Regions from separate parts of the Homo sapiens genome. Here region 2 is linked to region 1. Evidence: chromatin loops called from intact Hi-C (ENCODE). Cell type or tissue: CD4-positive, alpha-beta T cell. All regions are shown on one strand.

Region 1 (5,000 bases):
GTGGAGAGGGACTGAAGATTGAGCTGGTCACCAATAGCCAATAATTTAATCAATCACACCTATACCATGAAGTCACACTTTTGCCTTCAGTAGTTAACAGCATCTACAGCCCCGTGTTTCCACATTTGTACAAAGGAATGTTCAGACTGAACCACACTTAAGTACAATTTTGAAACAGCATGAGGCTGGGCGTAGTGCCTCACGCCTGTAATCCCAGCACTTTGGGAGGCTGAGGCGGGTGGATCATGAGGTCAGGAGATTGAGACCATCCTGGCGAACATGGTGATACCCCGACTCTACTAAAAATACAAAAAAATAGGCCAGGTGTGGTGGTGTGCACCTGTAGTCCCAGCTACCCGGGAGGCTGGGGCAGGAGAATGGCGTGAACCCGGGAGGTGGAGCTTGCAGGGAGCAGAGATCGCGCCACTGCACTCCAGCCTGGGCAACAGAGCGAGACTTTGTCTCAAAAAAAAAAAAAAGAAAAAAAAGAAACAGCATGAAATTCCTTGTTGATGGGAAATACCCGAAAGGCCTGCCTGGGTTTTCAGAGAGCTTCCAGAAAGCTGAATTCATGGAGGTTCCTGGAGAATGGCACAGCCAGGAGGGAAAGGTAGCGCCGTGTCTCTTCCCTCATACACCGCCCACTGCATCTCTCCATCTGTATCCTTTGTAACATCCTTTATGAAAAACCAGTAACCTTTAGTGTTTTTCTGAGTTCTGTGAGCCACTCTAGCAAATTAATTGAACCCAAGGGGAAGGAGTTATGGGAACCCTGATTTATAGATGGCTGTCCAGAAGCACAGGTAAAATAACCTGGAGTTTGTGATTGCCTCCAGGTAGACAGTGTCAGAATTGAACTGAATTAAACGACACCTAGCTGGTGTCTGCTGCAGAACGCAGAACTGGTTGCTTGCTTGGCATGTAGGGAGAAACCCCTGCTCATGTGGTGTGAGAAGCGACCTGTGTTATAAGAGTGTGTGAGAAACTGAGTTTGGGTTTTCCTATGTCCTCAAAATAGTATATTTTGAAAGCCTTCTAGGCAGAATGTATTAAAATAGTTTTTACTCCCTGAAGGGATGCCAGCAAGCTAGAAAGATTCATTTCCAAAGGGCTTCCAGTGGTAGCATGGCTAGACATGAGACATCTTTCCATTTGTGTCATACAGCAAGTTATTTTTGCAGTACCATATACGCTATGCGGGAAACTTTTAAGTATTTTATAGGTTTGATTTAGGTACAAATGGCCAAGAAGCTATCATCTATACTCATCCTGGGGATTGGGAACGGAGGCAGTTAGATGTGCCTGTGCTTTGTACCTTCTGTAGATGGGAATGCAGTTGCTCACTCACCAATCAAATTTATTGATTTATATTTAAAATACTATGAATACATCTTCTGGCAATTTTGGTGGTGACATTTTCCTTAAAATATTTGTACTAGCCAGGCACTGTGGCTCACACCTGTGTAGTGCAATCTACTTGGGAGGCTGAGGCAGGAGAGTGGATCACTTGAACCTAGGAGGTCAAGGTTGCAGTGAGCTGTGATCATAACCACTGCACTCCAGCTTGAGTAACAGAGCAGGACCCTTAGCTCTTAAAAAAATTTATACCTACTCATCAGCTGAGGACCTGGGGGCAGGTTTAGAAAACAGATTTTGAACACACATCCTTCCCTCCCTCTTGTGTCTGACATCACTGAGCTGCCACACTTTTGCCTTCAGTAGTTAACAGCATCTACAACCCCATTTTCCCACATTTTTATGGTCAAAAGAATGTTCAGACTGACCCACACATGAGTACAGTTTTTAAAAAGCATGCAATTCCTTGTTGATGCGATAGGTTTTTCGTGACGAACTTAATTTTTAGGGAAAGCACATCTGCAGATGTGTACAGTTGATCTTCATGAGCCCTATGGGCCTGATAAACATTCTTTTGCCATTGTTTTCTCCTCTCCTTGGTGGTGAGTCACTTGTGCAGTGCCCAGCGGAAGAGGGTGGGAGGCTGGGGAGGAAGGCCTGTTCTGGGCAAAGGAAGCCCTGCTTGATGAGCATGAGGCTCCACGGGGGCAGTGGCTGTGACGGTGAGTGCCACACAGAGCTGCCCACACTGGTGGAGGGAAGGCAGGGAGATACCAGGACCATCCGGAAGGGGCTGAGTGTCATTTGACAGGTGCCATGTGAGCAGAGATGTGAAGGAGTGGCCCGGGACAATCAGGGCAGAATCCCTGAGGTGAGTGCGCTGGCTGGCAGAGTTTGGAGACCTGTCAGGAGTAGGGTGCATACTGGGTGGGAAGCCTGCTGGGGTGTGCAGTGGCCCTCGGAGGGGGTCCGCGGTTCCCAGAAAAAGGAATTTGGTAATCTGTGGTGGCATTTTTGGGTGGCAGCACTGGCACCTTTGGCAGTGGCAAGAACACTTCCTGTCTGACCTTCATGTAGGGGAGGTCGTCTGATGTCCCAGACCTGTTATAAATATGAAAAAAAAATTTTTGTGCATAGTTTTAACAGGTGTTCTGAAGTTCCAGGAACAAAATCACCTTATAAATCAAAGATGACTGTGTATTGTTCTCTTCAGAATCACAGCAAGAATTCAGTTTCCAGAAGGAAAAGCTACAGTAGTTGCTTCATGGACATGGCTTGCCCTTGAGGTTGGTGGTGTCAGTGCATGAGCAGCCTGGTAAGGGTGGTTCTCTGGCCGCCACCCTTGGTCCTCTAGCGTGGTTGTGAAGTCACTTTCCTTTACTCCCCATTGCATCATAGTTGGGACAGAGCAGTGGTTCTCTGCCGTCTTGTGCGAGTGCTGGGATGCTGTCTCTACTTCCTTTTGGGTTGCCAGAGGCAGCATTTAGAGCACAGTGTGGGCATTATGTTGTGGACCAAGGCAGCCTATTGCAAGGACCTGATCGGGCGGCAGCCGTGGGGCAGCTCTGAGTAGAACATCGGGTCACCTGGCTGACTGGTGTGCTGAGAACACGCAGGAGGAGGCTGGAGACGGGGTTCTTGCCTGGGGAACAGGAGGGAGGCTACTCGCATCACAGCGGAGAATGCCTGTTGGGTTTGGGAGGGGGGTTTCGGCTGCAAAGCTGGCTGTCAAGGGGCAGGAATTGGGAGGAGGGTCTAAAGTCTTGAAGAGAAATGTGGGGTCGTTGTGTAGGGGCCACCATCACCTGGAGAGCAGGGCAGATGCCAGCGTGTGTGTGAGAACTAGGTCACTTGAAGGGAGGTCCCCAGAGTGTCCCCGGGGTGTGCCTTTCTCTCACCTAGGTCTGGAGTGCCTCCAGAAGCGAGGATTTCCTGCAAGGGCGGTGGCCTCCCAGGGTCTGTGGGGGGGCATCCCCGTCTCTTTACATGTCTGACTGACCAGAGTGGGGTGGGGTGGCAAGGTGGTGCTCGTCCCAAAGCTGGGGGAAACCTGGTGATGGTTCCCACTCCCATTGTTGCACTTCGCTTTTGATTTCTCTGGAAGAGCAAGTCTTTGTGTGGTGTTTCCCCTCAGCCTACATTTTTAAAATGAACGTTTCTTGAAGGCAGAAATCAAGTTTTAGGCATTGGCTCAATCACTGGTGCAGCCATTGCATTAATTTTCTTTAACCTGGTGCGGAGAAGCTACAAGGGCCCCACCCCCTTCTAGTGGTTGGAGGAAGGAGCAACTTGCTCTCCCAGTTTATGACAGCAACACCAGCAGTGTGCTGTTCCAGTTCCCCTTTTTTTTTTCAAGTGGTGTAGAAAGGGGCCTTCAGGGCCCTGGATCCCCCAGCCCCACACAATGGTGGGCCTATGTTCGTCCAGAACAGTGCCTGGCAGTAGCTCAGTGCCCAGCATGTCTGTGGTGAGTGTGTAGTTCAGGAAGTGAACTGGCAAAACTGAGTATCACCCTCTCTTCCTGGGTTCTTGCCACTCCCCTGAAAACCAGGGTAGCATTGTCACATCAGATAGCTCCGCTACGTGTGCGCTGACCATGCTGAGATGGGCACTGTGGACTCAGCCTCTGGTCATTGCTGGAACCAGCGGCCTCCATGTGAGGTACAGGGGAACGCACTGCTAGCAGATGGTTGGGATGTGGACACTCGTCCTGCCCTCTTGGCTTGGTGCTGTGCCATCGCACAGTCATTCGCTGTTTAGCATGCATGGGAGAGAGTGAAGCACAAGGGCCCAGGCCCCTGGGAGTGCCTGCCCTCAAGTTGGAAGAGCCCTTGGGCACAGCATAGGCGCCTGGCAGAATTGGACTGGGCCATGATCCAGGGCATTGGGACCTCACCTAGGAGTTGGGGTTCTGGTCAGAAGCCCTGTGGAGACAGGGTCTCCCCTGTGGGCACCAAACTGACCTCAAACTGCTGGTTCTTTGGCCCTGGGGACGGGGCTGGTTGAAGTACTCTCCCGGCAGCTGTCACCTGCAGGGAGAGGTGGGGGTAGGGGTGCTGTGTTTCTTAGCTGTTCCTCGTTGCAGTGTTAAATCCCTGCAGGTTCCTTATTCTCAGCTTGTGTTGTGAGTTTCAGTGTTGGGGGCTAATGTGGGTTTGCGTTTTTGGTCTTGGTTTTCCCAGTGGCCAGTCCATCAGCCACTGCACTGGGGGCCAGGTAGAGGCCAACTGCACCCTGCCTGCCAGAGTAGAAATACTGGTAGGCCCCAGGCTCTGCTGCCCCTTCCATGTCCTTGTGTAAGCATCCATGGACAAAGCTGACTCACGGGGTGTGCACAGCTGCAGGGAGGCCAGGAAACAGGGGTTTTATTCTAGAGGGCCTTGTGCTCAGTGACAGACCAGAGTCCCATCACTGAGAGAGCAGGGCTGGGGCAGCACAAAGGACTGGAGAGCATTTGCCATGATGCCATGTGCACAGCCAGTGCAAGTCCTTCATTGTAGCTGTGGTCAGAGGTCATGAGACACTGCCTTCAGCAGCCCTGGGAGTCCACCTGGTGTGTGGTTAGAGCTGTGCATCTGCAGATTTCAGAAGGACTTACGTTTGGTGAGGTGCTTTGAAGTAACACTTCACAAATACCAAGAAGC
Region 2 (5,000 bases), 410 kb after region 1:
GGCAGAGTCTCCCACAACATCAGTGTCTCCACATCACCAGGTCCGACAGTGGCTTCACCATCCTCACCTAACCTAGCTGACCAGCAACATCCCACCCTGTCAATCACAACCTCTTTCTATTTAAGAAAATTATATATTTATGGGGCACAGTGTGATGTTTTGATATCTATGTACATTGTGGAGTGACAGATTAATGTATCCATCTCATGTTTTTTTTGGTGGTGAGAATATTTGAAATCTACACTCAGCAATTTCAAATACAGTCATCCCTCTGTGCCTAAGGGGGATTGGTTCCAGGACCCCCTCATGGATACCAAAATCTGCAGATACTCAAGTACCCTGCAGTCAGCCCTCCCTCTGCACATATGTGGGACAGTCAGATACAGAGGGCCAACTGCGTACAGTACACGGTTATCAGCTGAAGTCACCATGCTGTGCAATAGACCTTGAGTTTATTCTTGTATAGCAGGGACTCTGTACCCTCTGACTAGAATTTCCCCAAATCCTCTTGTCTCAGCCCCTGCTAACCACCGTTCTACTCTCTAATTCTATAAATCAACATTTTGATTCCACATATAAGTGAGATCATGTGATATTTGTCCTGTTCCTGGCTTATTTCACTTAATATAAATGTCCTGTAAATTCACCCATGTTGCAAATGGCAGGGTTTCCTTTTTTATGGCCAAATAGTATTCCATGATGTGTATACACCACATTTTCTTAAGCCATTTATCCACTTTATCCCTTTATCACTTTGCTTCTAGACCACGTAGGTTGATTCCGTATCTTGACTGTTGTAAAAGTGCTCTTAAGAAACACAGGAGTGTGGGTATCTCTTCCATATATTCATGTCGTTTCCTTTGGGAAAATACTTAGCAGTAGGATTGCTGGGTCACGGTACTCTTTTTAAGTTTTTGAATAACCTCCATATGCTTCTCCATAATGGCTATAATAATTTACATACTCACCAACATTTATTTTCTTTGAAATTAGTCATTCTAAGAAGTGTGAGATAATCTCATTGTGATTTGGTTTACGTTTCCCTGATGATTAATGATGTTGAGCATTTTTTTATATACCTGTTGGCCATTGGTATGTCTTCTTTTGAGAAGTGTCTCTTCAGGTTCTTTGCTCATTTTTTAGTCGTTTATTTGCTTTCCTGCTATTGAGTTTGAGTTCCATGTATATTTTGGATATTAACCCCCTACTTAATGTATGGTTTGCAAATACTCTATCCCAATTTGTGAGTTGTCTTCACTCTGTTTATGATTTCCTTTGCTGTGCAGAAGCTTTTTAGCTCTATGCAATCATGTATGTTTATTTTTCTTTTGTTGCTTGTGCTTTTAGGGTCATATGCAAGAAGTGATACAACCCTGAAACCTAGGCCAGTGTCATGGAGTTTTTCACCTGTGTTTTCTTCTACTGGCTTTACAGTTTCAGGCCTTACAATTAAGCCCTTGTCTGTTTTGAATGGATTTTTGTGTAGGGACATTCCCTCCACAAGGGCTTTCTCTGGCCTTGCTGATGCTCCTCCGTCTCCCTTGTGTCCTCTCCACTCCACCCTCTTCATGTGGAAGAACCCTTGGCATCCTCGTGTGGCCTCTCTGTCCTATCCAGCCCCCCATGGTGACCTCACACTTGCCTCTCTGACGTGGGTCTCTCTCCCAAACCCTCTTCCAGGTCCAACCACTGCCTCCATCCCAGACTTGCCCAGGGGCCCAATCCCTGCAGTCCTCAGACATCTCAGAGCTGTCTCTGAGTTGTTTTCTCTAACAGTCCACAATAGGTCTGCAAAGGAATCCTGCAGGCTCTTCCTGTAGCCAAAGACCTTGACCTCATCTTACCTGCTCCCCGCCAGTCCCCCACCGTGGCCCACTGGCACTGTCCTCTTCTGCCCAGGAGACCTGGGGACCTCATCTCCTCCCGCTGCTCCAACAATGCATTCTCAACCCAGCAGGTAGATGGGTTTCTACTTTAAAATATGTAGGATGAACCAGTCTGGTGATCCGATGTACAACAGGAGGAATGTAGGTAATAAAATTGCACTGTTTTGGGAGTTCCTGCTAAATGACTAGACTTCAGCTGCTCTTGCCACAAAATCCTAAAAGTGGTTGACTCTGGGAGGTGATGGGAATGTTAATTGCTCCCCTGTAGTGACCATTTTGCTATCTGTTTGTACTTTGTAACATCACGTTGCATACCTTAAATATACACAATGAAATTTATTAAAACAATGAAAATAAAAACTAAGCAAGAGCCTGCCCCTGCTGTACTCAAGGCCCTGCAGCAACTCAGATTCATTCCGGGAAAGCTTCGCAGTGGCCTGGGAAGTGCTACATAATCCACCCCGAGCTCTTCCTCTCTCGTCACCACTGTGCCCCCTGCTCCCTGCAGACCCAGCATGATGGCCTCTCTGTTCTTCAGCAAGCCAGGTGGGCCCTGCCTCGGCCTCTGATCTCCAGGGAACATTTCTCCCCCATACCTGTGTGGCGGTTGCCCCTCTCCTTCAGGTCTGCTCCCACAGGGTGTTTTATAGAAATGGCTTGAAACAGACGCCCTTCCTCAGCCCTTGACCACGCAAGCTCTGAGGAGCCACTGGTGTCCCTGTGGCTTTGCTGCAACCAGATCTCTCTGGTCAAGGGCAGCCCTAGGCAGGAGGATCTCCGAGGCTGGCTGTGGGTGACATGTGGAAGGAAACTGAGGCCAGGCACTGCATAGAAAAGCAACAGTTTGTTTGCTGGAAGGTAGGGGACACATTCTCAAGACACTGATGTATTTGTCCAGTAGCTCAATACTTTTTTCTCAACTCTTATTTTCAGAGCTTTGTGGGAAAGCCGTGGATAGTTGGGACCCAAAGGTCGTTTTCAGTTTCAGGATCCTGTGGCCAAAGAGAGGAGATAAAAATGCTTGGGGCCATTTTACCTTCTACATTACCTAACTGAGTAGCTATTATTTCATGAGGTTGACAGCAGCAAAATATAAGGAGATGCTTAAACTATTTAGTAACTGGAGAATCATAATTAAAACCATAATGAGATACTGCTTTAGCTCGGGGTGGGTTGGGGCGGGGGTGGTTCGGGCGGGTGGTGGGAACTGCAGCACTAGGTGATGTTGAAGTCTGAGTGATGATGGCACATTAGGTGAGCCCAGAGGTGCTGTGAGGAGTGTAGAATAAGGCCGCTGCTTTGGAGTGCAGTCTGGGGTCAAACTAAAAGGCATACCTTGGAGAAACCATGGGTTTGCTTCTAGACCATTGCAATACAGCAAATACTGCAATAAAGCAAGTCCCATGAAATGTTTGGTTTCCAAGTGCATATAAAATGCTTTTATAGGCTGTAATGTAGTCTACTAAGTATGCAGTAGCATTATGTCTAAAAAAGCCAATGTATGTACCTTAATTTTAAAATACTTTGTTGCTAAAAAATGCTAATGATCATCTGAGTGTTCAGTGAATTGCCATCTTTTTGCTGGGGGAGGGTCTTGCCTCAATGTTGGTGGCTGCTGACTAATTAGGGTGGTGGCTGCTGGAGTTTGGGGTTGCTGTGGCAATTTCTTAAAATAAGACAATGAAGTTTGTCACATCAATTGACTTCCATTCAAAAGACTTCTCTGTAGCATGTGTTGCTGTTTGATAGCAGTTTACCCACATAACATCTTTAAAAATTAGAGTCACTCTTCTCAAACCCTGCCACTGCTTTATCAACTAAGTTGATGTCAATTCTAAATCCTTTGTTGTCATTTCAACCGTGTGCACAGCATCTTCACCAGAAGTAGATTCCATCTCAAGAAAACACTTCCTTTGTTCATCCATAAGAAGCAACTTGTCATCCATTCATGTTTTCTCATGAGACTGCAGCAATTCAGTCCCATCTCCAGGCTCCACTTCCAATTCTCGTTCTCTTGCTGTTTCCACCACATCTGCAGTGACTTCCTCCCCTGAAGTCCGGGATCGCTCAGAGTCATCCATGAGGGCTGGAATCAACATCTTCCAAACTCCTGTTCATGTTGCTGTTTTGACCTCCTCCCATGAATCATGAATGTTCTTAAGGCATCTAGAATGGTGAATCCTTTCCAGCAGGTTTTTAAAAATTTTCTCCCAGATCCATCAGAGGAATCATTGTCTAAGGCAGCTGTAGCCTTATGAAATGTCTTAAATAATAAGACTTGAAAGTTAATTATGGAAGTTAACTTGAAAGTTAATAAGACTTGAATGTTGTGTTAATGGCTATTTTAATATTTTAATGGACTTAAAATAGTAAACCATGCAGTAAACAGATGTGCTGTCATGTAGGCTTTGTTGTTTCATTTATACAGCACAGGTAGAGTAGATTGAACATAATTCCTAAGGGCCTTAGAATTGTTGTAATTGGTGAATGAGCATTGGCTTTAATTTGAAGTCGCTAGCTGCATGAGCCCCTAACAAGAGAGTCACCCTGTCCTTTGAAGCTTTGGAGCCAGGCATTGGCTTCTTTCTAGCTATGAGAGTTCTGGATGGCATCTGCTTCTAATAGAAGGCTGTTTTGTGTGCATTGAAAATCCGTTGTTAGTGTGGCCCCCTTCATCAGTGATCTTAGCTGGATCTGCTGGAGAACTTGCTGCAGCGCCTTCATCAGCTCTTGCTGCTTCTCCTTGCATTTTTATGTTACAGTGATGGCTTCTTTTTTTAAACCGCATGAACCAACCCCCGCCAGCTTCAAGCTTTTCTTCTGCAGCTTCCTCGCTTCTCTCAACCTTCATAGAATTGAAGAGAGGATCTTGCTCTGGATTAGGCTTTGGATTAAGGAAATGTTGTGGCTGGTTTGATTTTCTATTCAGACCGTGCACACTTTCTGCATATCTGCAATAAGACTTTCGCTTTTTTATCATTCGTGTGTTCACTGGAGTACTTTCAGTTTCCTTCAAGAACTTCTCCTTTGCATTCACAGCTTGGCTGACTTTGGCACAAGTAGCATCTTTCTGCTTTGGATGTGCCTTCCTCACTAAGATTGATCATCTCTAGC

Evidence for each region. Peaks named below come from ENCODE experiments on the same cell type or tissue, not always from the same donor. Only the 100,000 strongest peaks of a DNase experiment are listed, where the experiment ranks them.
Region 2: it touches region 1 in a loop (2.6-fold over the local background); 10 of 110 quality-filtered maps call a loop at or near these places.

What each region holds. Positions count from the first base shown.
Region 1 is chr1:228,086,051-228,091,050 of GRCh38, forward strand. All of the region lies in intron 1 of ARF1 (ARF GTPase 1), which reads left to right. Among named protein-coding and RNA genes, the nearest start is that of ARF1, 5.8 kb to the left of the region's middle. RefSeq lists an enhancer at 3,917-3,976. In CD4-positive, alpha-beta T cell, no CTCF peak of the experiment used is centred here; DNase peaks (open chromatin) are centred at 2,041, 2,721, 3,731 and 4,791; H3K4me3 peaks cover 1,026 bases; H3K27ac peaks cover 2,112 bases.
Region 2 is chr1:228,495,615-228,500,614 of GRCh38, forward strand. It overlaps RNF187 (ring finger protein 187), which reads left to right. Exons shown (of 4, transcript NM_001010858.3): 4 at 1-574. Among named protein-coding and RNA genes, the nearest start is that of RNF187, 11 kb to the left of the region's middle. In CD4-positive, alpha-beta T cell, no CTCF peak of the experiment used is centred here; no DNase peak of the experiment used is centred here; H3K4me3 peaks cover 451 bases.